Linked DNA regions of Mus musculus: all the other regions are linked to region 1. The links are chromatin loops, found by intact Hi-C in ENCODE. Cell type or tissue: left cerebral cortex. All regions are shown on one strand.

Region 1 (5,000 bases):
CTGCTCATTGTGGATGTGGCCACCCCTAGTCTGGCAGCCTGGGGTGTCAAGCTGGGCTCAGCACATAACTCAGGTCCTTAGAAGTCTTGGGAGTCTGGAAGAGATAAGGAAGAGGGGACTATAATTCAAACTTTTAGAGTCTTAGGTGCCAGGAAGGGATAGGGAGGAGGAGGTGACTGGCTCCCAACACAAGGCCATTTGGCTTATTAGGGTGGGAAACTGCAAAAGGCTTACTTTCTCACGGTATGATCTCCAACATCTGTGGTGACTTCTTTCAATGATGAACAGTGATGTGAAAACTTAAGCCAAATAAATTCTTTCTTCACCAAGTTGGTTTTGGTTATGGTGTTTTATCACCATAGTAGTAACTCCAAACTAGACACTTACATAGGAACTTGAAACAGAAACCATGGAGAACTGGTGTTTACTGACTTAAACTCACCTGGCTTTCTTATACAAGGACCGGGTCTTCAAAGGCGACCCCTCCCCCAGTGGGCTGGGCCCTTTCCCATTAATTAGCAATCAAGAAAATATCCCCACAGACTTGGCCATAGGTGAATCTGATGGAGGTAATTCCTCAGCTGAGGTTTCCTCTTCACAGGTGTGCCAACCAAGATTAGTTATTGCTGGAGGTGGTGAGAAATGGCGTTGAAGCTAATTTCAGTGGTCTATACAGTTTACTATAGGTTCACCGGGGCAGAGAGTATTTAAATCAAATGAGGTCTCTTAGTTTCTATGTCCCCATGAATAATTTGGTTTCTATATTCAATGGCTTCTTCCTTTTGGCAAAATGAACAAGGTTTTACGAGGTTTTGGGTCAAAGTGAAGGGGCTAGGTCCTTAACTCGCAAATTGAGTGAAACTAACCAGCCTTCCTAGAATTGAGGACACAGCACCGGCCCCATTAACACCATCTGGGTAACTGGTCACCATGGATAATAATGCATAGCAAAGGAGATGCTTATTTATATGATGGTGGCCATTTTCTCTAATGTTCTAAAGCTTTGTTATTCTCGTTGATAAAACACACCTAAGAGTCCCTGTTGTAGGACAAGTAAGCAGTATTGATTAGATATAGCTCTATTTTATTTCATTAGTCAGGTTTCAGATGTTATACATATAGCACTTAGCAACGCTGTATGTAAAAAGGTATAAAGTGCTGAACGGACTAAAAGGAAAGATTTTCTCTGGCCCCATAGGCTGTCAGTTAGCCACCATGTCCGTCACACGGCCCCCCTCTAGTCAACTGCTCTTGGTTTCCTTGATGACTTACAATGGTTCAAGCACCCGGAGAGTATTTCACTGTTCCCTGGGTTCTGCTGAAGTTCTAGCCATGGCTGATGGCGTTCCTCGGCCTTTCATCTATCAACATGTACTCTTGCCAGTGATGGAGACAAGAGTCTTTATCCAAAGGTTGGGCATAGAGGCAAGCATGAAAGGTAAAGTGCCACAATGTGTGGATGGCATGCTGTATTCCAGGCAGCCTTTAGAGGAGCTGGTAGGTTCAGACCCAGAGCTGCTACTCACCTACATCTTGAGGCACTTTCTTTTAAAACATTTTTGTTTTGCCCAGAAACTACTTGACCAGCATACAGAAGGGACACCCTGCACTCTGTGCTTTTAGAGGACCAATCTCACTGCTCCCAAATCCTAAAAAATCCACCCAAGGTCAGGTAAGGATTAGTAGCCTCCTAGGACACACTGTGTGCTCTCAGCAGCCTCACACTCCCCTGAGTCCAGAGGGCTAGCTCTAAAGTGCAGAGTATGGGTAAGCGTGGGCACAAAGAAACAATTCTGACGCCATCTGATTTCCAAATTGAGGACAGCTTCTTGAAGCTCCCAGGGGCTAGTGAAGCTCTATTCAATGGGGGTGTAGTGTCCTTATCAGATTAAAAAAACAAAAACAAAAAACAAAACCAAAACGTTTATTGAGTTTGTTCTTTGCCAATTTCATGCACGTGTACTGTGCATTCTGATTATTGTACCCTCTCCTTATCAAATTTTAAAGAGTGAATGGGTTCTCTAAAGAAGAGCTACCCACGGGGTTACAAACTTTGTTATGGATGAGCAGTCACCCTCAGTCTCTCCTTGCTGCATGAAAAAGGAACACCCATTATGGGTGGTGAGGTGGTGAGTGGTCAGCGCCCTGCTCCAGATGGGCACTCCCACCCAAATATGAAACCAATACTTACTCTCTCTCTCTCTCTCTCTCTCTCTCTCTCTCTCTCTCTCTCTCTCTCTCTCTCTCTCTCTCACACACACACACACACACACTCTCACACACACACACACACACACACACACACACATGCACCGTGCAAAGTGGACAAATCTAGAGGGTTTGTGCCCAATTTGGGGGCACTGAATCTAAGCAACTGGCCTTTGTGTAAGAGCCATCTTCCCGTCGCCGCGGGGCGCGCGTCTCCACCGAATGTGCGGTGCCGTGCGGTGCGGGGGAGGTTCCACGGCTCCGGCCCGGGTCCCTAGCTCTGCCCCACACCCGCCCGGCGCGCGCCGCGCTGCGCTGTCCGCGGAGTCCGTGGCTGCCGCGCACTTGGCTGGGGCGAGAGGAGAGAGGGGTGGGCGGGCTGCTCGCCTGGCATTGGCGCTCTGCAGTGCAGTCAAGTGTTAGCCCAGCTCCCTATATGGTCGGGGATTAGCTCGGCGCTGCTGAGGCTGAGCGAGGAGCAGGAGGAGGAGGACGGAGGAGGAGGAGGAGGAGGAGGAGGAGGAGGAGGAGAAAGAGCAGCGGCAGAGCAGCAGTCAGCGCACGCCGCTGCCTAGGGGAAACAGAGGCGCCCGAGGCTGGGGCGCAGCGCACGCCCTGGGAGCCATGGCCGAAGCGGGAGAAGGAGGCGAGGATGAGATCCAGTTCCTGAGGACTGTGAGTCTCGGCGGCCGGGCGAGGCGGCGGGCAGGTGGGGAGGAGCGCGGCGCGGTGAGGAGGGGCTGCGCTGCGCCGCGGTGCGGGGCGCGTTCTCCGCACTCGCAGGCTGCAGAGGCGGACCAGCCACCTCTCCGCGGTGAGGGGCTGAGTGGAAAGGGGCCCCTTCTTCAGCCTTTCCCCCTCATTCCGTGCTGCCACCTCACACTCTCAGGTCTCCCACCCGGGACTGCTCGCTCTCCGGGCAACTCGCTACTTGGTCTGAAACCCTTGATGCTCAAACTTCAAGCTGAGCTTGGCTTGTGATTCCTCCGACCCAGAAGATCAGAGGTGTTCCACAACCGGCCTCCTGTCACCTCCACACCTTGCCGGGTCCCTCATTCGAGCTGCCTTTGGGCTCTAGGGGACAGTCAAGAAAGGAGCCAATGGGGCAGGGGCGAGAGTGGGGATCCCGGTCTGGAAACCGGGCGCCTGCTTTTGGTGGCAATGTAGGGACTGATCAGAAGGGAATTCATCCAGTACTGTCCGTCTCCCTTCTCTTTAAATCTCTATTCAGCAACTGCTGCTAAACCTTACTTGACTCACCCGCGGGTGTGTGAGAGCTACTGTTTGTGCTCCAGGCTCCCAAGAACCCTGCAGAATGGGGAAATCCCGGTCTGTGGCTCCGCGTCATCAGGTCCCCTTCTTGGCGCTGGATGGAGGGCAATGCTCCATCCCAGATTTGGGGAACGGGGCAAAGTCCAGCGCTGCTATGCCTGTCTTCCCCTTCGGGAGTTAACAACTCAAGGTGGTCGACCACCTTGAAGGACAGGGGGCAGCAGGTTGCTTCCTAGGGCTGATTTCAGCCACCTGACCTTGAACAATTCATATAATCTTCTCTACGTAGCCTCAGTTTCCTCTCGTGTAAAATGGAGGCAAATGTAACTAGCATTTCATGAAAGATAATTAAATGAAATAGTGAATTCCATAATATTTTGCAACTGACAAATGCTTTATAAGTGCTAGGTGACGAGGTAGGTAGGTCTGGAGAATTAGAATGAAAATCTTACCTTGCACTGTCCTTTTTAAGAGCGCCCTGCTTCTTTCTGTCCTGGTCATAGAGGACGACAACTTTGCTCTGTCCATCTTTTGGAACGTTCCCTCTTGCTTTGCAGTTTCCTTCTAATAATTTTCAGACCCATCCTTACTTCCATTGTCTCTTCTTCAAACACAGTTCCTTGGTCAAGGCTCAGTCTTGGGTCTTGTTTGACGGACAGAGAAGACCAACCATTCTCCTAATACGTCCGAGAGGCCAGAAGCTCGTCTACTTTGTCCTGGTTCATCTTTACACTGTACACAGCCCACCCACTGTCTCAGGGCCCGGCAAACTACCTGTTCTTCCCAGAGCCCCGTGGGACCCTTTTGCTTTTCCTCCAACAGGTGTCCTCAATAGTGAATGACTAACAGCACAGGTGCTTCTGGATTTGTGCCCTCTTCAGCCATGTTGTTTGTTTGTTTGTTTATTATTAAAAGTCTAGGCACAGATAATTGAGGAAATTTTCTTTGGGCAGCTTGAGGCAGCTTGAAGATGAGACTCAAGGAGTTAAGGTTAGAGATCCGAAGCCTGACCTCAAGTCTTCATTTCATGTAGGCTGCTTGTCTTAGCTTCGGTAGCCATCTTCCCAGCCTTCTCTGTACTGGGCAGTGTTGTTGTAGTTGAGAACACCTGTAGCCAAGGCTTAAAATGGCAGTGGTTGTTTAACTTTGTCTCACCAGTTTTCTGGAGATCAGAGTAAATGGAACTCTTTTTAAAGCCAATCTAGAGACTCTGTGGGGCTCAAGCACCCTGATCAATAGTTCATTTGCAGAGGGCTGAGTATCTGCACAGCTCAGAAGGAGAGCTGAGGTCACCAGGGAGTGACTCCCAGGTATGACAAAACCAATTCTTTCTTCAGCAAAATTACCTGGATTTTTTTTTTAAAGGATTGTGAGGTAGTTTACATGAGGTAATCTTAAGTATGATCTTCATCTTATTCTTGCTTGGAACTGAGAGAGGTACAGGAAATCAAACGGCTTGGCTGTGGCTACCCAGCAAGTTGCTGGTAATTGTTATTATGTAATGTTAAGTTTAACTCCCA
Region 2 (5,000 bases), 400 kb after region 1:
CAGGGGGAGGGGTAAGGGAATAGGGGGTTTTCAGAGGGGAAACCAGGAAAAAGGATGTAAATAAAGAAAATATTTAATAATAAAAGAAAATATCCAATAAAATTTTCAAAATACAAAGAAACAAAAGAAAGCCATATAGGAAGCCAAAGACCTGAGCTTGATCCCTAGAGTCCTTGGGAAAATGTTGGTGTGGTGATGTGTGCTTATAATCTCATCCCTGGTAAGGCAGAAATAGACTGATCTCCAGTGCTACCTGTCCAGACATCCTAGCCTACTAGATTAGCTATATTATATTAGCTATATTATATTAGCCGGTGAAAGACCCTGTCTCAAGAAACAAGGTAAACAATACCTGGGGTTGACGTAGGGCCTCCACCGACATGATTACACATATGCACACACTCCTGTGCATACACGTGTACCTCCACACACAAACTCATGTATGTACACAAGCACACATAGATGCACTATAAAACAGAGGAAGGGAAATACAGAGACAGATTTAGCCGACAGGAGCAGCAGCCAGATGACTGCGCACAGTCTGCCCTGAAAGCTAGGCTCCAAGGTAGCCAGTCTAGTGTGACTCAGTTGTGGAGTCCATAGTCTGTTATAAACAGCCAAAGCCCTCCACATCCCATGCGTATCTCTCACTCCCTTGGGTGCCTTAGCAGACGTACTATTTACAAGAACCCACTTCTGTTCAAGAAATTGAAATGTTCTTTACTTAAACAAAATGTAAAGGGAGGATTAAGCTGTAAGAGCCATGACGATAGGGAAATGTGTTCACTATGACATCTGTCCTTTCTGTCCTTAGGTGATGGTGATGGGGACTGACTGTTAATTCCAGTGTAGGACTTAATACGTTGCTGAACACGCAGGAAATGCTAGCTAGCATGTGGCTATAATGATTGCAAAAGAAGTGTGATAACTGGCAAGGAGCTGAAAGTCTTGCCCTATTCCTAGGCTAGGGAAGCCAGAACAGATAAAAACAAGTATGTACATCCCAAAAGTACGTGGAGAGCCGGGGCATGTGCTGATGCTGAGAGCCCTCAGCCAACCTCAGCACCAGTGGATGTTCTTTGGGATCCAGGAACACACATTAGACACGGTAGTTACCCAAGAACAATGTGCCAGAATCTTACAGGCTTTTGCTTTCCTTTCAGACCACCTTGAAGTGTCATTCCCAGCCTGTGGTCTTGTTAAATAAGGTAAATGGGTCCCAACTGTAGATGTTGGGCCAGAGAAACATTGGAGAAGCACAGAGAAATTGACCTGATTAACTTGCCTAAAGTTGAGACCTTGATGTTCATGGATCTAACTTTCCCCTGGCTTTCTGCATTGCTAAGCAATAGATACTTGATCATTTGGTATGTTTGACCTGAAGAAGCTCCAAGATAGAGAACACATAGGATAGGAATCCCTTCCCCTGTAAACCTTGGTAGCTGAATGGAGAATATGTGACCATGCCATGTGACCTCTGACAGACAGTTTCCTCTCCACAAGCAATCAGGACAATCATCACAACAAAGGCCATGCGGTTCCCAGAGCTCAACTCCCCCATCTAGGTGATTAGTGGTGTGCACTGACGCTTTGATAATGGCCACTTACTGGCATCAGGAACTGCTGGAATTTTGAGATTTTGTTTTATTTCTTCAATCTTAGGCTTTACTCGTAGGAAAAGCAAGCTGAATAACATTGAAATTGGACACTAAAAGTGGTAGTAAAATCTTGCTGCTTACCCATTTAGCCCAGTGAAGCTACAGGCTTTCATTTGCCGCTTGAATAAATTATTACCACTCTTTCAAGAGCACAGCACATCTCATAGACATATACTTTCAGATGCAGACAGAGACACAGAGAGGTGGTTGACTTGTCTGAGGACACACAGCTGGCCCTGCCCAGGGATTTTACTACTGTACTCCAAGAGGAATTTTATAGGGTGATTTTATTTTATTGGTAAAGAAAATGAGATTCTAAGAAAGTAATCTGACCAAGAATGTCAGGAAAAAGAACTAAAGCTTTATAGGTTTCAGGATTTTACATCTGATTCTATTTCATGACTTATTAAGAGAGTGTCTAGACAGTAGGCATAATGTAAGTTTAAGGTACTAATAAAATATCTATTTTTCGGAGGGTTATGAAGGTAAATAACTCGAAATGATAAAATACAAGGAATAGATTCTAACAGCCTGGGGCATCACCGTTTAATAACTGTGATGTTAGGTAAGTCCTTAGCCTCTCTGTGTTTGTTTTCTTTATATGTAAAAGAAAAGTAACGAAGAAGGGTTTGATAAAATAGTGCTGACTTTAATACTCTGAGGCTAGAACTCCTCATTCACCTAAGCTTCTGCATTGAGTGTAAAAAGCATAGGCCATATGAACTTTCCACATTTAGCATGTCAGTGCTTTTAGCAAACGAGAAACAGAAAACCCAGCTATGGGAGAGGAGGCAGAGAGGGGCCACACCAACGGACGTAACTGTAGAGTTAGAGATGGAGCCATCTGCTGGGATGGATTGAGCCAGTAGCTGTGCCCACTTCCCACAGTCCACTTGTTCCAACTTTGTTTTTAGATGAGCAGTGGGATGCCAGCTACAGTCTTAATGGGCTTCAAATATATTCCTTACTGTGTCAAAAGGATGATGAGCAAGACAGCTTCTCCTGCTGTTCTACAGGCTCTGTGACCACCTTTGATTGACTAGAAAAGTTGGTCAAAAGCCAATCCATGATGCACCAGACAACTTGATCTAAAAAATAGATTCTGAGTGACTCAAGTTGATAGAACCTATGCTTGAAATAAAGTTGGATCCTTGAGAAATATTAACCACAGAGTAGAGAGGGACCCTACCCAAGCAGGGACTTAAATACTCTTAAGACAGAAGAGCCAGGTGAGTTCTACATGGTGGTGTATATGCTGTCTATCGCCTGCAGCATCACCCCTTTCTCAGTGGAGGGGCTCAGTAGGATGTAGGTTGTAATGGCATTTGATTTTCAGAGGTAGAGGCAAACCTGGCTTCATGAAAAAGATAGCAAGCACTTTGTATGATCTCTACGTGCTGTCCATCAGTCCACAGCTATTCTTTGTGCTTAATGTTAAGTCTGGCTTAGCTTTAAGCTCTGGGCCAGTTGGATGAAGACCTCAGCTTTTTGAACAACCTGATGAGAGTCTTAGCCTCAAAAAGTTTTAAAAATTCTCTACTCAAGACCTAGAATCACAGTGTGCAAGCTTCCTAATCACTTCTGTAGCAAGTAACCACAAACCTACCAACACCCCTAACAGCACAAACTTACTACCTTACAGTTTCAGAGGTTATCAAACTGAAGTGACTGAGCCTGATTGCCCTCCTAGAGGGTCAGTTCTTGCCCTTTGACCTTCTAGAGGACCACGGCCTTCTTAGTGGGGTAGAGAACATCCCCACTAAGACCCGCTGACTCTCTCACCTCTTCTCTCAAAGACTCTTGGGATGAAATAAGCCCCCAAGTCATCCACAGTAATCCCTCTGACTCAGAATCTCTCAGTTAGTGTTATCTGCCGCGTCCCTTTTGCCCTGTGAGGTAACACAACTTCTGCAGATTGGGATATGGAGGTCTTTTAGTGGATGGGGGTCCATTGTTCAATCTAAGAATAATAGGAAAACAGAAAGCAGAGTTCAAAAATACAATTACTACCACCATCGCCATGACAGCCTCTTAAGCTGGGGGCCTATCAGAGGCTGTTGGCAAGTGCTGAACTGATATAGTAAATCATCGTCTCCTATATATGCTTTTTTTTCTTAATTGAAAATGGAGAGATGGCTCAGTGGTTAAGAGCACTGACTGCTCTTCCAGAGGTCCTGAGTTCAATTCCCAGCAACCACATGGTGGCTCACAACCATCCTTAATGAGTTCTGAAGACAGCTACAGCATACTTACATATAATAAATAAATAAAATCTTTTTAAAAAAGAAAATAGTTTTTTAATACATTATATTTTGATTATAGTTTCCCCTTCCCCAGCTCCTCTGAATTCCTCTCCACTTCCCCAGCCAATGAGATCCATCCTCTTTCTTTGCCCTCTTAGAATACAAACAGGTAGCCTTCCCTTGGAAACTATCCACACCTGTTCATGCCTCTGGTTGTCTACAGCATACCACAGGCTGACTTTCAATCACCTGGGATTTTAAATAGGTACACATTGTTTAAATACACAGAATTTTCTGTTCCATTGTACTGCGAACATTATAAACCTCAGTACATTATTAACCTCAGTACAGTGTAGTTTCGTTTATTCTATCTCCTCGGTGTAATTGGAATTTGTTTCTTCCAAGCTGTCCCAGATTTAAGACTATTCTCAGCAATTTAACAGTACAGGTGTGGGATTTGCTTTGCCAGTGGCCATCACATTCCCTTTGATAGGAAGCATGGAGTTCATCGAGTGATGACCATTTGCCTTGTGATCTAAATTTGGAGAGAAAAGAAAAAATATATTCAGAAAAGGATTTGAAAGTTCTAGACCCCTGCAGTTGTAAGACGGAAACCTGCACCATGAGAGCAAATGACCCTTTTTTATTTGTGGTAGTTAAAGGAGAGGTCTTGTGACAATGGTAGATGATTCGTGATTTTTCCTGTAAGGGTCACATATGGACAGCTTAGAGTTCTGAAATCAAAGGAGCAGGTTCTAAAATGACTGGTGGTGCACAGGAAACAACTGAATCAGACACTCCCAAGTGGGTGTCCTAAATCAAGCTCGGATGGGAAGACACTCTGTTTCTTTTGCAGAACACAGGACTAGTGCAAAAGTCAGGGAGTGAAGAAACTATTGTCATCCCCCATGTTCCCTGGAGTGTTAAGTCTTTCTAAGAAACACAGTGCCTTCAGCGTACGGCCCTGTGAGATAGCTTGAATAATCATTTTAAATGTGACGTGTCAGTCATGTATCTGAGTAAGTTGCCTATGTGTAATTACACTAATTGCAAAAATTAAATGCATTAGAGTATTAATAATAATAATCTCATCAGGGAA
Region 3 (5,000 bases), 200 kb after region 1:
CACTCTGCTGGTACAAGGGTAACCCACTATAGAAATCAGTGTAGAGGTTCCTACAGTGACTAAAAATAGAGCTGTCACATGACTCAACTATACCATCCCAAGTATGCACAGGACTCTTAAGTCTAACCATAGAGATACTTAGACTTCCACATTTATCGCTGTACTCTGTGATCACAAAAATTGGAATTAGTTCTGATGCCTATCAGAAGATGGGTGAAAAAGGTGAATAAAAGGAAATGTGATATAATGAAACTTTATTCCTCCATGAGGAAAATGGAAACTGGGCATTTATAGGGAAACAGATTATGTTAAATATATTAGACAAATATCATGTTTTCTTTCATATACAGACTCTACGTACAGGTATAGAAATTCATTAATACATATACATATTTATTAAAATATAAAAGAAAGCATGAGAATGCAGATAAAGATCTTTGGCGAGGAGAGTGTAATGGAATACATGTGACATGAAAGCAGAAGAAGGTATAGTTTTGTGAGAAGGAACAGGAACAGCAAAAAATGTCAGAAGACAGTGGGAGGTGGGGTGAATCAGAACAAAATGTAATGACGTATGTGTATCAAAAATGCCATAATAGAGCCATTACTTTACATGTTAGCCTACAAAAATAAAAAGGATGTACCCATTCACCCGATAGAACTATTAAGGAGGCATATGAGTTTGTAATTAGGAAGAGATTTGTACCAGTGCCTTGTACATCCTAAGTGCTATAAGCCTTTACAATCCATTTCACAGGACCAGACACACATCAGAGGCTTAGGAAATGCTGACTCACTCAGTTAAAATGCTCCTGTAATGAATTAAATTAATTAAAACTATATTACCAAAGCATGAATTTGAGGATTGGGACATTTGCATTGGGACATTTCAAGGAAAAAAGTAAGGATAACCAGAAAAAGAAAGTCAGATATAAAAGTGTCTTAGGTATTTTTCTCATGCTGTGAAGAAAAAACATGGCCGAAGCAACTTATAAAGAACACATTTAATTGGGAACTTGCTTACAGTTTCCGAGGCTGAGTCCAGAACTATGGTGGGAAGCAGTAAAGCGAACAAGCAGGCATGGTACTAGGGCTCAGCTAAGAGCTTACATCTGATCCATAAGTAGGAGGCAGAGAGGGAATGGGGAGAGACTGGTCCTGGTGTGGGCTTTTAAAACCTCAAATCCCACTCCTAGTGATACATTTTCTCCAACAAGGCCACACCATCTAACTCTTCCCAAAGCAACTCTGCCAACTAGAGACTATTCAAACATATGAACCTTTGGAGCCCATCTTCATTCAAACCACCCACCACAAAAGGATTAGGCAGTGAGTAGACATTTTTAAGAAGCAAAATGAACTGATACTGTTTCAAATGATACTGTTTTCTAATTCCAATGTACTCAGAAAACTGATTCTGTAGATGTTTAGTCTTTGATTTTTATTTGGACTCATTTTCTAGCCCTGTGTATGTATGGTCTATTTTGGTAAATGCCTCATGTTGTAGATGCACAACTGTATTCTGAAGCCATTGGACAGAATGTTTTATGAATACCAAGGTGGTTTATCCTAGTACCCAAATAATGGCATATTAATAGTGAATTTGATCTTTGATCTTCTTGTTCTGCAAATCACTGTAAAGCGCTGTGGAAAACTCACTTAGTGATTTCTCCCTCCAGTTCTGTCTGCCTCATTTCACAGCCTTTAAAGTTCTATTATTAGGCACAAATACATTTAGGAGTTTTACTGGTTATTGATAAATTAATCACTTTCTTACCAAATAATTCTATTTATCCTTGGTCTTGTAATACTTTGATTGATATCAATATAGTTAGAAACATTTTTACTCTTCCCCTTAGCATGGTTCATTTTCTATTACTTTGTTTCCAACATGATTTTGTCTTTATGTGACTGTTTTTGAAATGTTTTCTTTATATTAAAAAAAAAACAGTCCTGCTCCATTTAAAAACCTGTACTGTTTAATAAAATGTCCAGTCTATTTACATTTATTGTGATAAGCAAAGCTCTAGCTCTTCTTGTATCTAAGTGTTAGGATTACAGGTGTGTGATTCTGTGTACTTATACATATACTTATACCATTTTATGTGTAAGCTTTGAGCAGTTTCTTTAAGAACAAGATAAAAATCCTTAATGAGTCATAGTCTCCCTTCTCTCAATACTGCACTGCCTTAAAAAAGTCCTTTGTGCTGTTGCTAGGTATGTTATTTTCACATGGTATAAGATGTCATACCCTACATTCTTAGTATAGCCAGTTGTCTTTTAAAGAAAGAATAAAAGAGGAAAGGAGTCTTTATATCAGCATAATTACATTCTTAGTGCTTTTCCTACTTTTCTCTAGGTGCGCAGATTTCTATTTGGCAGCGTTTCCCTTCAGTTTGAAGGAAGCCTTCTGTATTTCTTCTCCTGCAGCTGTGCTGGAAACAAAGCCGCCCACACCGTGTTCCACTGAAAGCTCTCCGTTTTGTCCTTACTGTTAGGGGCTATTTTCTTAGGATGTAGAGCCTCAGCTTCACTTTATTTTCTTTCAGCACTTTAGAGATGATTGTTCACGGTCATCTGTCCTCTGCTGTTTCTAATGAGACGTTGGCTCTCATTTTTAATACCATTCTTCTTCTCTGTCTAATAAGTCTTGTTCTGTAGAAGGTTTCACTATTTTTCTTTATCTTTGATTTTTAGCAATTTGAAAGATGTACGTGAAGATGGTTTACATTAGATTTATCCACTTGAGTTTTTCTGAGTGTTATGGCTCTCTAAGTTATTTTATTTTGTCAACTTTGGAATGGGGACAAGGGGGCATTATGACTTTAAATATTTCAGCTTACTCTCTTTCTGAAACCAGTGACTTACAAGATAGGTTGTTTTAGATTGCTCCACAATTATTGCCTACGTGTTCATTCTTGACATATTTTAACTTATCCTTTAGATTTATTTCCTATTTATTTATTTAACTTCTCTTTTAGTTTACTTCCTATTGATTTATTTTACGTTTTGTTTTATGTTTCTCAATTGTCTAATTATTATAAATATTAAACCTCTTTAAGAAATTTTTATTTTAGATAATTTTAGCTTTAAATTGAAGTTTTTGAGATTTTCTTGATGTGTGTGGGTGTTTTTCCTGTCTCACATGTGTGACATGCTGGTGGAGGGCAGAAGGCGGCATCAGATCTCTGGAACTGGAGTTACAGATGGTTATGAGTCACTATATGGGCACTGGGAATCAACCCCATGCTATCTGGAAGAGATATCAATGCTCTTAACTGCTGATCCCTTGATCCCTTGTTTTTAAATGTTACGTTAGAGCTCTGCACGTTCTCCTGAGATTTTCTATTCACTGACCATTCCATTTTTTCCTACAAATTTATGTTTATAATAATTATTTAAAGCCCTTAAGTATTAGTTTTTAATAACTGTTTCTGGTGGTTGCCTGATTGTTCTTATCTCTCATGTTTCTCTTTTTAAAAACCAGGGTGCCGGGGCCAAGAAGCGGGAGTGGGTGGGTAGGGGAGCGGGGCGGAGGGAGGGTATAGCGAGCTTTTGGGATAGCATTTGAAATGACAAACAAACAAACAAAAACAGGGTTCCATTGTGTAGCAGAGGTTGGCCTCACCATCCACTGAGTAGCATAGGCTAGCCTTACGCTTTACTACTTCAGCCTCAGGCTTCCTGATGCTTTTTTTCCTTTTAGTGTCTTTTTAAGAAACATAGCTGTATTCTGGACATTGTACTTTTGTAATTATTCTGCTTCCTTTTATCTTCCCCTGGAAGATTGTATCTTGTTTTAGAAAGTAGTTAAATTATGGATGGGTCTCCTACTTGTTCTTATACTGCCCTGGTGTATTTTAGCTTCCTTCCCCCCCCCCACACACACACACTTTAGAGTATACTTCTTATGTGTGGAATTTAATTTTTCTGGGCTTCAATAAAAAGTCTTTGTTTTCTAAGCCCCTCTTCAACACCAAATTTCGCCACCCTAGAGCTTAGTAGATGCTTGAGTCTTTGCTCATAGTTGGCATTCCAACAGTTGTTTTTCTTGGCATACCTTACAGTATATCCTGAACCAATATTCAAACCCTTGACAGTAACCTGTGATGGTTCTCTTTTCTGGAATTCCTCTATTCACTTTTCAGATATTCTGATAACAACATACTCAAGCCTTTGACCACATAGCACTGTTTATACAAACAGCCAGTGAACAGATCTGTACCTTTATGAGGAAGCATAAGTCCATATGAATAGTACCTGGCTGCCTTTCTGTTGCAGGAAATATTTAAAAATTGCACCATCCTGCTCTCACTGGCTACTCTTGGGCACCGGAGACCCCACTGCCTCCATGGCTAGCCCCAAGCAGAGACCGCCCATCTCTCAGTTCTCTGACTCAGACTCTGCTCACATTCCCAGCCATCCAACCCCTGTGGTCAGCAGTTCCAAATCCCCGTAACCCGGTAAAATCAAGACTCTAGAGGCTTGGAATTACAAGTCAGATTTATATCAGTAAATGCTCACCCCACAAAACGTCCACACAATTTACTCAGAGCTAATTGATATTGGTATAAGTTGCCCGCCTAGATAAGACAAATTGTCCTGCAATTATCCATCCCTTATATGATATGCATAGATACCTGTGGCTCTTTAAAGCAACATGGAATCGGAATCGTCCTTTCTTCCCTCTCTTTCTATGCTCTCCTGCAGTCTCCAAAAATCTCCACCGGCCTACCTTTTCCACTGGCCAATCACAGGCTCTCACCTTATCTTGTGCCTGCCCTCACTTGCATATAGCCATCAATCCACACCTTTTCATCTTTAAAATGCTGTGTGTTGCCCCCACTGCCTCGGAAAAGTTTATTTTGAATATTCATTCAGAGCATATTACTCTTACTGGCATCATATTCCTCCACCATTAGCTAAGACCCAGGGATGTCAGATATAAAAATCCTGTTGTAAAGAAGGAATTTCCACAAGAGCGCTTCTAGGCATCCAGA
Region 4 (5,000 bases), 420 kb after region 1:
TGACATAAATTATGTTTCTAGATTCCTCTCCATTTTATTTATAGAGGCAAGTGGTCTTTCACTGAACCCAGAGATCACAAATTCAGATAGTCTACCTAAACAGATTGTTCTGGGAATCCCATGTCTCTGCCCCTGAAGACTGGAACTACAGATGGGCCACTATTCCCACGTTGCTTTTATGTGGGTGGTAGGGACCAGATGCTGCTCAGTCCTTCCATGCAGCAGGGTGTATTTTATCTACTAACTGACCTAGACTGCATGACTTTGGAGGGTAATATATAGAGAATGGTTTCAAATCAATATCTCTCTCTCTCTCTCTCTCTCTCTCTCTCTCTTCTTTTCCTTCTCCTCTCTCTGTCTCTCCCTCTCCCTCCTTCCTCTCTCTGTCTCTCTGTCTCTCTCTCTCTGTCTCTCTCTCTGTCTCTCTCTCTGTCTCTCTCTCTGTCTCTCTCTCTGTCTCTCTCTCTGTCTCTCTCTCTGTCTCTCTCTCTGTCTCTCTCTCTGTCTCTCTCTCTCTCTCTCTCTCTCTCTCTCTCTCTCTCTCTCTCTCTCTCTCTCTCTCTCGGAAAGCTAAATCTCTCCACAGAACTTCCCTAAGCACATCAGGATGTCTCATTGACTGTAGATTTCAGAACTGTCTCTTAGAGCACCACCCCCCCTCCCATGGTTCTAAAGGGGTAAAATTAAGGTCTTTCTAGAATTCTGACATTGTTGTTTGAGTTCTGTAAGGTCCAAACTAGCTTGGCAAAGAGACGGGAATCACATTGTTAGTCAGGGAAGGCACACAAATCAAGGAATGAAGGATGACATCTCCATGCTAACCTGTGTGCATCTGGTGACAAGTGCCTTAGGCACCTACAGAAGAGCAGTGGTTGGGAGCACATACTTAGGGACATGTTCACAGAAACAGAGCATGTTGCCTTTCAGACTTTCTTAACTGTTGGGGTCGTGGGGCACCCATGACTCAGAGGATCCAAGGTTTAATGGACTAACTGCCCATGTTTTTCTACGATCTCCCTACTCTCTTTCTGATATCACCTTTCAGAATTTTGCTCATTCCAGCTGGAAACAATGGGCAGGTTCATACATTTTCATGGGACTTATAAGGAAACATATAAGGTTATAATTGGTGGATGTTTTCCTTTGAAGGAAAGATCTTGGGGAACTATAGCCAATATCCAATATTTTGAGAAGCCTCATTCTTAGGCATTCTGTGTTCTGTTCCTCCTACAAATGTCTGAGGGGGAAGAGGTGTAAGAAAAAACTTCATGTTCCAAATAGTTCATAGCTTGTGCGACTTCAACCTAAGATTCCTTTTTAAGATTCATGAAGGCCTTGTGAGAGATTTGCCTCTCTAATACTTCTGCTTCTGCCCACAGATTGCCTTCCCAAAGATGGTTGCTAGCTGCTGTCGCTTCCTTTGCTATTTCTGTCGAATTAGCCGGCAAAATCAGAAGGCCATGTTTGAGCATCTAAGTTACCTGCTGGAGAACAGTAGTGTGGGTCTAGGTATGTGTGGCACGAATTATAATTCCCACCTCTGGACCCAGGCATCCACTCTTCCTCCTGACTACTTAGGAGAAAAGGGGAAAGGATCCACATGTACTCTATGATACATGTATGTGCAAAACCAGAGCCGGCCTATTCTAAAACCAAATGTGTACAAACATGTCTGAGCTCTCCACTCTGTGTATAGTTGTTGCTAGTAGCTGCATTGGTGACTGAGTCAATCTCCCCTCTCAGGCCCAGTGGCCTGTGCTTTTTAAAATTCTGTCTAGAATTGAGAATGTAATCTGAGGGCAACATCTCTCCCAGCCCACTCAGCTGATCAGTGAGCCGAGCTCTTAAGACCAAGGTCATGCATCCAATCCTTTCTTGGCAAGCTTGCTGCAGGAGTCATTCCTGACCTGGCCCACCAGCCAAACAGCAAATTCTGCCCTTAGCAGCGTAGCAGACTGGCCAAGAACAGCTATGGATGAACAACATGATAATGGATGTAGACAAATAGTAGCTCATCACCACTGTGAGCTAAGCAACTCACTGTGTTACCTGACTCAACCATGTTGGATATAAACCAAATGAATTATGGAATACACAAACCCATGCACTTGAAATCTGAAACCTTACTTTTGTTTCCTTTTTTGTTGTTGTTGTTTCGTTTATCAAATGCAACCTCAGGCTATCTAAAATAGTCTCCTGTTCCTCTACTTCCTCCTCTTCCTCCTCCTCTGCCTCCTCCTTGTAAGCTGCCATTTGAAGTTTTTAATAATTATAGTCTAAGAGCTAAACAAACCAAAAATAAATATCACAGACAACATTAGTACACTAATGTAACTCTACGAACTCCTGCAGTTGGGGACTATTTTTAAACTCCAAGTGGTAACTCCAAGATTTTCCAACTCATTTCAGCCCAGACAATGAGGGAACCTCTGAGTCGTTTGAGTAATTACCAAGTGGAGACCCCAAGCTGTTTTGTGTTACAACGGTACTCGAAACTACATAGTCGCAACCCACTCTGCAGAGTAGTTTCGAGTTAATTAGTATACATGTGAGAAGGAAGGAAAACAAATATAACTTTCCTAAAGCCAGCAGCCCTCTGAGAACAGCCACTTGGGCCAGGTTTCAATGTATTTGCTGCCCTCTCGTGTTCATGCTTGTGCACTGCAGTCTCAGATCAGACCAGGGTAGCCTTAATGGCCAGTTTCTTTTTGCTCCACCCTCAGCGTCCCCATCGATGAGGGGGTCCACCCCACTGGATGTGGCAGCCTCCTCTGTGATGGACAATAATGAACTAGCACTGGGCTTAGAAGAACCGGATCTTGAGAAGGTAACTAGTTGTTGGGAAAACAATGTGTTATTTTTCTCCCAACTCAATAGCAGCCGCACAGAATAAACAAGCCAATGTCTGAGTTTGCATTCAGACCCACTTCATACTAGTAAAAATGTGGTATATTATGAGAGCCTGGCACTACTGTAGTCATACATGATCCTATATGAGCAAAGATGGCACCACTATGGTCATGCATGATCATGTATGAGCAAAGGTAGCCAGCTGCTTAGGCATAAGAGTGTGGACATTTTTGTTCTTCAGAGGTGGAAGCTCGTTCCACCTGTCTACATGGAATATCACTTGGAGGCCTGTGGATCTTAAAGAAAATGTGTCCGTGTGATCTAACTCATGAGTCCACATATGAAAGAGACCTAACAGGAAGCTGTGAAGTCAGTATGCTGCACACAGGCACGTAGCTGCCCTCTACTGGGATTCTGAATACAGTTCCTGATAGTGGAGATGGCCAAGCGGGTCTGTCCAGTGTTAATAAAGATGCAATGCTCTATGAGTTAGAATAAGCACTCTAGAAAGGTCTATGCTTTCGGTACCGAGTATTGTATATATCTTTACTAGGGGTGCTACATTAAGAATTAGTAAGTGGAATGTTTAAGTCTATTAAAAAAGAAAATAACCATAGTGTGCTTTGGTGAGACTTCAGTAAGTATTTGATTGGAAATCTTTCCACGATGGAATTACTTGCTTGACTGAATGGCTGATAAAACCAACCATCTGTGTCCTAAATGTGGAAAGCAACCCTGATGGGGTGGGAAGAGAGTGGTAGAGGGCAAAGGCCATCCACACTCTACAGTGAGCAGCTTTGAGAGAACGAGGGGAAAAAAGCAGACACTTAAGAGAATGCAATGACAGGGGTGTATTGAGTTTTGGTCTTTCGCTATTTATTGAAATGCTAAGTGTGGGCCTCCAAGAAGAGAGAGTCTGAACTTAAGACACTAAGTGGCGCCACTAAGTTATTTCTGATTGGTAAGTAAAGATGCCAACAGCCAATAGGTGGGCAGAAGAGACATAGGAGGGGCTTAAGTTTCATGGGCTTGGGGTCAGAAGAAGACCAGAAGGGGAATAAGAAGTGCAGGAGGAGAAAAGAAAAGCCACCATGGGTTAGTAGTCAAGAGAATGTGGCCCTGAGATTGCCCAACTGGAGTTAAGAGCAGCCCAGATGAAACATAAGTAATAACCTGGGATATCAATAGGAAAGTAGATTCTAATAGCATAGACACTAGGCATCTGCCTAGCTATTGTGCTGTTTAAACATAAATAATCCTTAAGGCTTATTGTAAATATAAAGGTTGTGTGTTTTAATTATCCAGGAACTCAATAACCAAGGGTAGGGTAGAAACCCAGGGTCAGAATTAAATAATTACTCCAACAGGATGAGCAGAAGCTAATCAGCTAGCTATATTGTTGGGGAAACATGCCAGGAGTGTTTAGGGTTTAGCCAGGAAAGTCCATGTCCAGGATAGCAGAAAACCAAGCATGGTGGAAGCATAGAGTACAAGGAAGTATGGTGAGAAGGATGATGGGAATGGCCAGAAATTGGACTTTACTATAATAGAAGTTCACTTGTGTGACCCTCAGAACAAGTTTTATCATTACTGTTGTTGTTGTTGTTGTTGTTGTTGTTGTTGTTGTTGTTGTTGTTCAGAAGTCATGGAAAGGAAATGGAGGTATGGAGACTATGTCATTCCTCAGTGCCACAGGGAAACTAAATTAATTAAAGTTAAGCTCAAGATCCCATGCTTGTTCTAATTATATTATGGCATATCCCTGGAGAACCATGAGTAATAGAAACACAAAGGCCCCCAGCAAGGGAGCAGCACAGTATGTTGTGTGGTTTAGAAGGCTTCAGTAAGGAAATTAACTGGATAGAAACAAGACCTGGGGCAAGAATTGCCAAGAATTACCTTCAATAATCCAAGCATGAGTGGGTGCTGACTTCAGTTAATATTGACACAGAAGATGTGAGAAGTGTTTAAATCTTGAAGACCTAGGGAAGACAAATAGCAACCATTAACCAAATATTGGGTTGGCTCTCTTGCAGATAAGCCCAACCCACAGCTTACAGGTCAAATGCAGTTGAAGAGGGGTGTGAATGCAGTCCAAAACAACACTTTATAAACTTCAAGATGAGGACATTTTGTTTTGCATGTTTGTA
Region 5 (5,000 bases), 210 kb after region 1:
TCTTCTAGCCACCACTGGGATTTTTATATAATAACTTGTGGCTTCTGGGAGGAACATTCTTTCTCCATGTACAGTACCTCCATTCAAATTCATTTTAATTCTATTTTAGTGAACTTATAAATAAGTAGACCTCTACATTACTTTTTCAGCTTTCTTAGTGTTATTTGTTCCTCTCCAGCCTCTCTCCCTCCATAGTACTCCCTCCTCACTTCCTGCAGCCACTGTCTAGTAGTGCTAACTGTGCTGTATTTTAAACATTTATCTATGTTGAATGATACATGCCCCTTGTAAATGTGAATCTCTAGAACTGATGGTTTGTCTGAGATATTAGTAGATAGTTGAAGGGAATGAAACTGAGTTATCTGCAGAGAGATAACAGGACTTGTTCTATCTTTGAGAAAAATATTTACAAAACTTATTTTCACAAAGACTTTAGAACACTGTGAATTTTATGAATATCTGCCCATTTTTTTCTTGCCAACTTCTCAAAGGCCAGAACTCAGTTTGTAGTCATATGCTTATTTCCCTAAAAACAAAAATACCATGTAGGGGGTGGGAAAAAAAAAGTATGTCTACCTTGGAATTTTGGTTCAGTTTAAGAGTCTGAAGAAGGAATTAGGGATGAGGTGGGGATGGGGCTCTAAATATTTGGAAACCAAGGTGTTGTTCTAGCACTTAGTTGCCTCAAGCTTTTTGTCCACATCTGTCCTGTGTCTGTGAGTCTCGTGGAGCTCTAATATAGCAGTCAGGGCCAGGCAGGGCCTGGAAGATGCTCCCAGAGCAGCAAGTAGTACTGAAGAGCCATGCAGCTATGAGGAGAGGGTAGTGCCTGTCTCCTGCCAGCCCTCTGCTCCAGTGTGCCACCATCTCAGCTCTGCTGGGGACCTCATGCTATTCTCTAGCTTCTTTCTGTTATGCAACCAGAAGGCCAAGCACTCTACATTCCCTCGTCCCGCTGCTTCTGGGAACATCCACTTAATGTCAGGAGAGAAAAGCCTCAGTGTGCTTTCTGTAGTCTCTAGAAACAACTTCATTACTACCCAAAAGGAAGAGAGCTGTCCTGGCTGTTTTTATGTCAACTTGATATAAACTTGAGTCATGTGAGGGGAGGGAACCTCAGCTGAGAGATTGCCTCTGTAAGATAAGATGTTAGGCAAGTCAGTAAGGATGTGGAAGGGTCCAGCCCATTGTGGATGGTGCCACCTCTGGGTTGGTGGTGCTCAGTGCTGTAAGAAAGCCAGATGAGCAAGCCATGGATAGAACCCAGTAAGCAGCATTCATTGGTGGCTTTGATGCAGAAAGACCTGGATCCGTGTCTCTACCCTATTTGGGTCTGTGCCCTGGCTTCCCTCAGTGGACTGTGACTTGGGATGCATAAGCCGTTCCTTCCCAAGTTACTTTTGGTCACGGTGTTTCACTCTACAGCAAGAGCAATCATAACTAGGACACAAGGTTAAGTGAATATGTGGGAAGGGGAATGGTGTTCCCTGTGCCCCCTATGAACACTAATGGAAGTTTAAGGCATTAACTTGAAGCTAGACCTTGTTTCTCCCCTTTTCACTTAGCTGTACTCCATCAGTCTCCCCATGTTTGTTAGCTTTTGTTATCCCAATCCCACCACCCTGTGCCTCACCTTTCTCCCGGATGGACGTTCAGACCCCCTAACTGATCCACAAGCCTGCCTCTTATTGGAAAAATCTGCCTTTCTTCCATTCTAGTTTTCAGTACGTTTTGGATGTGTACGCTCTTCAGAAAAGCACCTACAGAATATCTCTCCACAATGCCAGGTGACAGCTAGAAAGCCAGGGATGCCAGGTGCCTGTTAGGCATCTACAGAACCTGCTGTAGGACCCGAGCTATCCACAGGTGTAAGTTCCAATTTTACACCTTGCATATTCTATATTCGTTTTATACATTTTCATGTATTTTGGAGCCATAGCCAAGTCAGTGCTTTAGCGATCGCTTCACATCAGCTATAGGTATTAGGGCTGCTTACCAGTACAGCTTGCCTTCCTAGATGCCACAAGTTTTCAAGTTGCCATCTATTGGCAGCTTAGTTGTTTAACATGCCAGCCATGTACTGCCAGGCAGGAGGAAAACGTTGGCTCAATAGAGAACCAAATCAACCATGCAACCTGTCACTTATGCTTTTCCCAGAAGACATTTTATAAACCAGCTGCCCAGCATGGGTTTTTTTCTCCTATTCCTTGGCTCTCTCCCCCTCTTTCTTATTTTTAAGAGCATGAGATTTGCAGCATTGATTTCCACAGACACTTGATAACACTGTCCCTAACTGCCAGAAAGTGTGGATGTTTGGCAGAATGCTGGTTTCCAGGGTACCTCAGTGTTCCTTCTAGCTACAGCCGTGTCAGAGAGGATCCCTCCTGACGGGGTTAGTTATTTGACGTAAGCTTTTATGCTTGAGAAGTGAAGTGACTTTAAAAAGGCTCTAAATTGTGAAGCAGCGTTTCGGGACCTGCTTTTGCCTATTTGGTTCTGTTGTTCTGCAGAATCTCTCGACTATGAGTCAGAGACCCACCTCACAGTCATACGGCTTACTCTTACTGCAGTTGTCTCCTGGAGACAGGTCCCAGAAGTATGGTGTGTGGCAGCCTTCCCCAGGAGATTACTGAGCAACCATGTCTTTGCAGTAGTATTTCCAGAGCGAACTAATATTTACATTGGCTTTTGTTTAAAAGAAAAAAATCCCTGGGCATTTCCAAGAGAAATTGGTATCACAAACATCACCATCGCTTAACGTTTGTAAATATTCTCTCTGGACTTCACTGGCTCTGTCCACCAGAATGGTTCAGACAGCTAAGGTGTCTGAGCATGTCATAAGCAGCTTTTCCTCACTTATCACATTAGATTGGTTTTTCCCAGTAAGACTTTTGTGGGAATTTACTCTCCCTGAATTTTTGGTTCCTTGCTTCCCAGTGACAGTGGCATCTCTTAAATGTTTCAGCAAGCATCCTTTCAAAGTACATGTTTACTGAAGCTTGCTGTCATAAGATCTTTAATTTTATTTTGTTAATGAGCAACACGTCCTGGCATTTGATAGTGTTCTTTCCCTTTGCACATGATTAGCATACTCCAGGCCTTTCTATCTGAATATTCTCTCTTGGGTTAGAGTGAACTATGGCCCGTGCAGCACCTGCAGGCTCTACTCTGTCTGTGGCTGCTTCAATTTCCAGGCTCACCTGGTGTTGTGGTTCTCGGGACAGCTCAGTCACCTGAGAGTCACTAAGGCCCTAGAGTCTGGCTTTTACTGACAGCATTGCATCCCAGTGGTAGGTTCCCCAACCATCACAAAGATTTCTTTGCCTCATTTTGATTTCTTCCTGACTATCTCTGCTAAAGCATTCTATCTATAAGTTTCAATTTTATGTTCCTTTAGATTGGAGAGAAATGGCCAAGTAAAACCTTAGAGTTCAAGTTTTTTGAATAGTGTACATACATACATGAATATATATCTTTTAAAAGACTCACTATCCTTTACTGTAGCTAAACCAATTTAATAACAAGTTTTTATACATTTTTACTTTATTTCTTGATTATAGTTCTTAACAGAAAGAGGCAAACTCTCTTCCAAATCAGGATGTAACAGACTTAGCATTTACAAATATTCTATGTTTGGAACTTGGTCCATCATCGGCAGAGTTTAATTGCCTCTTGGAATAAATAGAAAGCTTACCTAGATAACTGGTCTTCGACTTTAGAACTTCACAAAGCCAGATACAATATTACCTGCCAGGAATTTTCAGTCTGCACTTTTACATTCCCAGTGACCAGTGCATACTGGACAAGCCATTCTGAGATAATAATAATAATAACTAGTATGAAATTCCGACTTTCATTTTAAAGCATGAGATTTGAGAGACAGGTGGCCTACTGAGATTAGAATTCTACAAAGTTCATTTTCTCCTCTGGGATACTGATGCAGAGTGAGTTGAAAACTTGGGTTTGAAATTTAAAAGATAAATGATCCAAATAATGATGGAGAGAAAATCGTTCATAATAAGTTGATAAAATTTTATGAATAACTGGAAGACAGGAGCTTCTTGGTCCCCAAGACAAAGTAATGAAATGAAAACCTTAACTTTACCTGAATTGATTAGTGCACATGGTATACCTGGGCGTTTGATTGTTTGTTTGTTTGAGACAGGGTTTCTCTGTATATCCCTGGCTGTCCTGGAACTCACTCTGTAGACCAGGCTGGCCTCAAACTCAGAGATCTGCCTGCCTCTGCCTCCAGAGTGCTGGGATTAAAGGCGTGCGCCAACCATGTCCGGCTGGTATACCTGTTTTAAATATGACCCTGCTCCCAATTTATAAGCATAACTATTACATGTTAATAAAAATTTAAAGTGTTTGTAGAGATGAAACTTTTTAACTACTCTGATTTGATCACTGCATATTGTATACATACACACGCACACACACTGAGAGACAGAGGCAGAGACACAGAGAGACAGACAGACTCAGAGAGAGAGACAGAGAGAGAGAGAGAGAGAGAGAGAGAGAGACGAGACAGAGAGACAGAGAACAAATTGCTATATTGTACCACATAGGTTTATATACTTAGAATAGCGATGTGGTTGACAGGAAGCCTTTCAGCCTTTCTGAGTTTCAGTTTCCTCATAAATAAAATGCTGCAATCTCATCCCCAATGGGGCTTTGAGATAAGAGTTAAATTAAATTATACTTAAAGGACATTTAGTTCAATCTTTGGCACAAGCTATGTAGATAGGTACATTGATACATATAAAATGTATAGATGGTAAGTTGGCTGGTTGATGGACATCCAGACAGATGATACACAGAGAGACAGCTGGATTGATAGGTTGTATACATACTTCTTTGCTTACTTGTTGTCAAATTCCTCTATATCTCAACTGACCTACTTCTAAATGTGGTTATAAAACACACTGTTGGTTTGTTTGTATTTTCTTAGAAATTCAGAAGCTAAGAAAAAGCCTAACTCACCATATACTTTTCTT
Region 6 (5,000 bases), 390 kb after region 1:
GGCAAATTTATCATTTGTCTAAAGAAGAAAAAAATGTCCCAGGTTTAATGTCATTACTTTTTATCTTATTCCCTACACCTATCTATCTTGGAAATCACTTTCAGATCATCTACTAGAGAAATAGACTGTCAAGATATGATAGGTGGAAACACCACTTTGGGGGTTCACACATCTTATTGCCCTTATATTAATCGCCCATCTTTGTTAGAATGTCTCTGAGGGGAGTAGATTATTCCAATTTATCAGTGGAAGCTTTCAATCCTCTGAGAGAACATATGGTAACATGGCTCTGGCAGTCCTGGTCAGTCCTATCCCATAGCCATGCACATGTTTTGGCTTTGATAAACTCAAGCCGATTGGATTGTAGAGCCCCCACCCCACAAAAAAAGTGACTAGAGACTCTCTGTGGTTGCCACCAAATAAGTGCTAATAGCTTGTACTGACCCACATATCTCCTATATAACCTGCTGCGAATGGATTCTGGAAGTGGATGCTTTTTTTGACAGTGTCTTATGGATAGGGATCCCACAAAGTGACCATGTCATGTTAAGTGAACCGAGTCAGTCAGATGAAATCATTCATCATCTGCCTCTGAACAGTCTCCTTCTGTGGAGGAAGGGGTTCAAACACCAGGAATTACTTCCTACTCCTTCTGTGGAGGGAGGGGTTCAAACACCAGGGATTACTTCCTACTCCTTCTGTGGAGGGAGGGGTTCAAACACCAGGGATTACTTCCTACTCCTTCTGTGGAGGGAGGGGTTCAAACACCAGGGATTACTTCCTACACAACTGTACCTCAGCACCAGAGCAGACAGATCATGTTCTGTCTTTTTGGATAGAATCCATACACTTTGTCTGCCCTTTAATTTCAAACATGGCTGCTTTCAGCCAGATCACATAGACCTTTGAATGCAATCCCTTACCAGAATAGCCATGTTGCTAAATTAAAATTCCTTTACCATAGCCAATTGTAAAAATGGTTAAAATCCTATTAATTAGTGATAACTTGCCTATGTCATTCCTTATGTGATTCATCTTCACAAAATAAAAAGAATTTAGGTGATTATAGTGAATTTACCAAACACCTCCACATATACTAGTTACTAATGTTATTAATGATGTTAGCATCTTCATTTCTTCATTATTCAAGTGAGGGAAATAGGAGTCAAAAGAATCAAGAGATACCAGTTCAATGATTCCTTTCTTTCTTGGATCCAGAAATTTTTCCTGGCCACTGGTTAACTGAGATAACTGAGTCAAGTGAAGCTATGACTTCCCTTCAGGTCAAAAATTTCTTCTCTTCCTACAGTGCCATGCTGTTTCCTATGTCTGAGCAGATTAATAACTGCTCTGAGTCATCATTGGCAATGAAAGTCAGAGCCCAAAAGCATGCAGAATTTTAGCGCTTAAAAGTCAGTGATGCCAAAGATTTGGACTAGAAGCCGCCAGGTGAGGTGGTGGTAACCCCTCCCTGAAATTTGCTTTTCTGAGCAGTTGGTGAGGATCAGATGGTCTCAGGAAAGGGAGAACAATACTGTTCTGACATTCATTTGAATGCTGCTAAGTAGCTCTGTGTTAAAGAGATTTGCTGAAATTAACTACAAGTCGTGGCACCAATGAAAACTGTCCCTATTATCAAAGAGCTATATAATAATGAAATAATATAGCAATAGCCCATCATACCAGGTCATATTTTTATGTCTCTGTCTAGCAAATTCGTAAGAGAGAGCGCTTGCATGCTAAGACTGGACTGCAAGCTGCCGTTAAAACAGAATTTCTTTAAATATAAATGGGTAGCTGTAGCAACTGAGTTATTTCTCCAGAAGAGATCAAGCAGCTGTTTCTCTTGAATTCTAAAGTTAAGAAAAGAAAATCAGCTATCAGATTTTACAGATAAAATGTGATGTACCTATGCCTTCTCCGTGGGAGATTATTTTCCTCATCTTCTCTGTAAAATGCCTCAAAGGATATTTAGTCTCTCAAGCAATGCAAGCAAAGGAGACAGGGCCCCCTGCTGACATGAGAGACCTTGTGCTGACCCACTGTAATACAGCAGTGAAGAGCAGTGTTAAGAACTAGATGTAGGAATGAGTCTGTCTGAAGGAGGTACGATGCCTTCTGTTCTCAGCCTGTGCTGTTTGCACAAACACTGCCTCCCTCTCACAGCCCTGAGCTGGCATTCTTTTCCCCGGACATGCTTGCTTTCCTCTGCCACTCCTCTGATATAGCCCAGACCAGAGGAGTCCCATCAAGTCCCAAAGCTGCTACTTGAGGAAGCATTTGCCTTGTCACTGAATGGTATAACAGCTCTAAACCAAAATTCTCTCCAGTTGAATGCTACAGCTTATTTATGAACACTCCTGAGGAGAGAAAAGTGTTCTTTATAACCAGAATAAGGCCTGGGCTCTGGTACAAATGAATACCAAATGAGTTCACCACACCAATAGAAGGGGCTCTGTGGATTTAGAATTTAGAAATTTTAGAAAATAAATCTCATGATGGCTCAGGCAATATCATTAGACTTCCTTTCTAAAATTTCTAAATTCTTTCCAAATAGCTGTTCCTTAAGCCAGATGGACACACACACACACACACACACACACACACACACACACAAGAGAGGAAAAAATAGACAGACAGACAGACAGATAGACAGACACAGAGACACACACAACATGAAGAGAGTGATCCTTCCTCTGTGAAGTCTTTCTTCTAACCTTGCTCCTCTTCCTCTTGCCTCAGCATGTCGTGTAATGTCTGAACTTTGAGCGACTTCCCTCCCTATGTGGGGCTTCTATTTACCTCTCCTTACTGAGTCTTAATGTGAGGATTTTTTTTCTATATTCATTCCATTGACCTAAAATTTTTAACCTATAATTGCAAATTATTCACTTTAAGACTCACAAACATAGAAAGTGGAGCCTTGACTATAAAAGTGAAATTAGATCTGGATAGATAACTCTTACAGTAATGAGGCTGGGTTGTAATAATAAAATTCAAAGAAAATTACAATTTATGTCCTGAGGAGGGGTTGGAAACGTGTTGTAAGAATGTGAACAAGCAGATAAAATAGGAAAGAAAAGCATTGTGTTGACAACTCTGCACAAGAATGACAAAAGACAGGAAAGTTCAAGCTGAATCCAGGGATGACAAGTTAGGGTGGGCTGGAGTCTATGGGGAACCGAATGGGATGCGGTGAGGATATAAACACTGTGCCTCAAAGGATTGCTAGTAAAACCCAGTTCACCAATACAGTGCTCTCATTTGCCGTATAAGGCCTTGTGCCGTATAAGGCCCTGTAACTGCATAGATGAAGGATTTGGTGTATATGTGGTACCCACATTACCCTGTGCCATAAGCCCCTCTATAAATACTATTGCTTCTCACATAAGCAAACACTCTTATCCCTATTTTATAATTAAAGACAAATATCTTACCCAAACTCTATGTGGTGGCATTGATCTAAGACATTGATATCACTATATGTATTGTTTATATAAAAATACCGTGTCTTCTGTAAGCAGTGTATGTAGGATTGTAGGCCTGCATCTGCCCCACCACAGGGCACAGCTACATGTGGAGGCGGAGCATGGGGAGTTTGACTGGACTTACTCCAGGCTTCAGGAAGCCCCCAAGGCACCAGGAGCTCTGGCTTGTCCCAGTGGGAATGACTGTCCTTATCTTGGTGGAGGCAGTCTTGGTAGCGGTTATAGCTAGGATTACAGAGAGACCTTCTACTGGAGATTAGGCTTTGGCTCTGTAGATGAGTCCTTCTTCATGGCTCCCCATGGAAGATCTTGATGAAAAGAGAGAGTCCATGGTTCTAAACAGTTTATTGTCATGGTGGAAAATGGATGCCTAAAACTGTACCCCACTTCTCAGGGTAGGCCTGAGAGTAAATACCTTTTGTAGGAAAGAATGTCTGGGAAGAGGAACTTTTATTGGCTAAGCCCTGGGCCTCTAGGTGCCTCATTAGCATGACCCTACATGACCACAGGACACATTTCTTTTATGTGAGAAGCATGGCACACGCTCCAAGTCAGGAGTCTGGCAGGGAGCTAGAAGTCACCTAAGCCTCAGATGTCTCGACCTGCTCTACCTTACCAAACTTCCTGGCATGGTTTTACATCCCACAATTGTGAAAGTTTCATTTTTAAATTGACTTTTATTTCGTATGCATTGCTATTTGGCTGGCCTGTGTGAGGGTGTTGGATTCTTTGGAACTAGAGTTACAGACAGTTGTAACTGTGGGAGCTGCTGTGTGGGTGCTGGGAATTAAACCCAGATTCTCGGGAAGAGCAGCCACTGCTCTTAGCCACTGAGCCATCTCTCCAGCCTTATGTTTCTTGTATATCATTAGTTTGCTCAATTGTAATGAAAGGGTTCTGATGAACAGGACTGGAGAGTTAAACAACCAAGTCTTCCAGTCTTGCTCTGCATCGCTTCTGTAAGGTTAAATACATGCTGGCTCTGTGTCTCAGTATTTCTTGCCTGTAAAGTGAAAAGAGAGTGAATGCTTACCTCGCTTGGTCATTATAAGGATTAGATTATTTAGTATATGCAAAGCATATCTGACACAGTGTGGAATTTCAAATATTGGATGATTACCTCCCATATTCCAGGTGCTGTTTGGAGCACCAGTATGTTTGAGAAAAATAATCTCTCAATCAAGGATTTCATTCAGGGAGACATTGGAGCCAAGGAGACAGAAATGTTCTGGGTGATATAACTTGAATAAGGACTGTAGCAGACAGTATTATACCTCGGATGATAGCAACGGGCCATGTAAAAATATGGAATATACAAATAAGATGTTGACTGTGAAGGAGAATGCTGGTTAAAGATAAGATTAAAGATGTTGGCCAGCTAAGTGTTGGTCAGGAAATAGGGACTATTAGAACCAGAGTAATCACAATAGTTCATAAAAGGGAAAGGGGTAGCAAAAGAGAAGCAGAGAAGCACAGCTCTGAGAAAGATACAGGGTCAGAACTGACTGTATT

Evidence for each region. Peaks named below come from ENCODE experiments on the same cell type or tissue, not always from the same donor. Only the 100,000 strongest peaks of a DNase experiment are listed, where the experiment ranks them.
Region 2: a loop joins it to region 1, with 2.8 times the contacts of the local background. A loop is called at or near these places in 8 of 42 quality-filtered maps.
Region 3: a loop joins it to region 1, with 2.0 times the contacts of the local background. A loop is called at or near these places in 2 of 42 quality-filtered maps.
Region 4: a loop joins it to region 1, with 2.9 times the contacts of the local background. A loop is called at or near these places in 8 of 42 quality-filtered maps.
Region 5: it touches region 1 in a loop (2.0-fold over the local background); 2 of 42 quality-filtered maps call a loop at or near these places.
Region 6: a loop joins it to region 1, with 2.4 times the contacts of the local background. A loop is called at or near these places in 5 of 42 quality-filtered maps.

Annotation. Positions count from the first base shown.
Region 1 is chr2:113,214,823-113,219,822 of GRCm38, reverse strand. Ryr3 (ryanodine receptor 3) reads left to right here and starts at 2,740. Exons shown (of 104, transcript NM_001319156.1): 1 at 2,740-2,883. The coding sequence starts at 2,833. In left cerebral cortex, a CTCF peak has its summit at 2,412; DNase peaks (open chromatin) are centred at 2,515, 2,883, 3,237 and 3,406; H3K4me3 peaks cover 1,979 bases; H3K27ac peaks cover 1,416 bases.
Region 2 is chr2:112,813,708-112,818,707 of GRCm38, reverse strand. All of the region lies in intron 38 of Ryr3 (ryanodine receptor 3), which reads left to right. Among named protein-coding and RNA genes, the nearest start is that of Gm22676, 320 kb to the right of the region's middle. In left cerebral cortex, no CTCF peak of the experiment used is centred here; a DNase peak (open chromatin) is centred at 2,571.
Region 3 is chr2:113,017,515-113,022,514 of GRCm38, reverse strand. All of the region lies in intron 2 of Ryr3 (ryanodine receptor 3), which reads left to right. Among named protein-coding and RNA genes, the nearest start is that of Ryr3, 200 kb to the left of the region's middle. In left cerebral cortex, no CTCF peak of the experiment used is centred here; a DNase peak (open chromatin) is centred at 2,420.
Region 4 is chr2:112,797,812-112,802,811 of GRCm38, reverse strand. It overlaps Ryr3 (ryanodine receptor 3), which reads left to right. Exons shown (of 104, transcript NM_001319156.1): 41 at 1,380-1,509; 42 at 2,724-2,827. Among named protein-coding and RNA genes, the nearest start is that of Gm22676, 300 kb to the right of the region's middle. In left cerebral cortex, a CTCF peak has its summit at 2,652 (motif pointing left); DNase peaks (open chromatin) are centred at 161, 1,339 and 2,653.
Region 5 is chr2:113,006,738-113,011,737 of GRCm38, reverse strand. All of the region lies in intron 2 of Ryr3 (ryanodine receptor 3), which reads left to right. Among named protein-coding and RNA genes, the nearest start is that of Ryr3, 210 kb to the left of the region's middle. In left cerebral cortex, no CTCF peak of the experiment used is centred here; DNase peaks (open chromatin) are centred at 2,206 and 2,485.
Region 6 is chr2:112,819,988-112,824,987 of GRCm38, reverse strand. All of the region lies in intron 38 of Ryr3 (ryanodine receptor 3), which reads left to right. Among named protein-coding and RNA genes, the nearest start is that of Gm22676, 320 kb to the right of the region's middle. In left cerebral cortex, a CTCF peak has its summit at 2,038 (motif pointing left); DNase peaks (open chromatin) are centred at 2,080 and 4,305.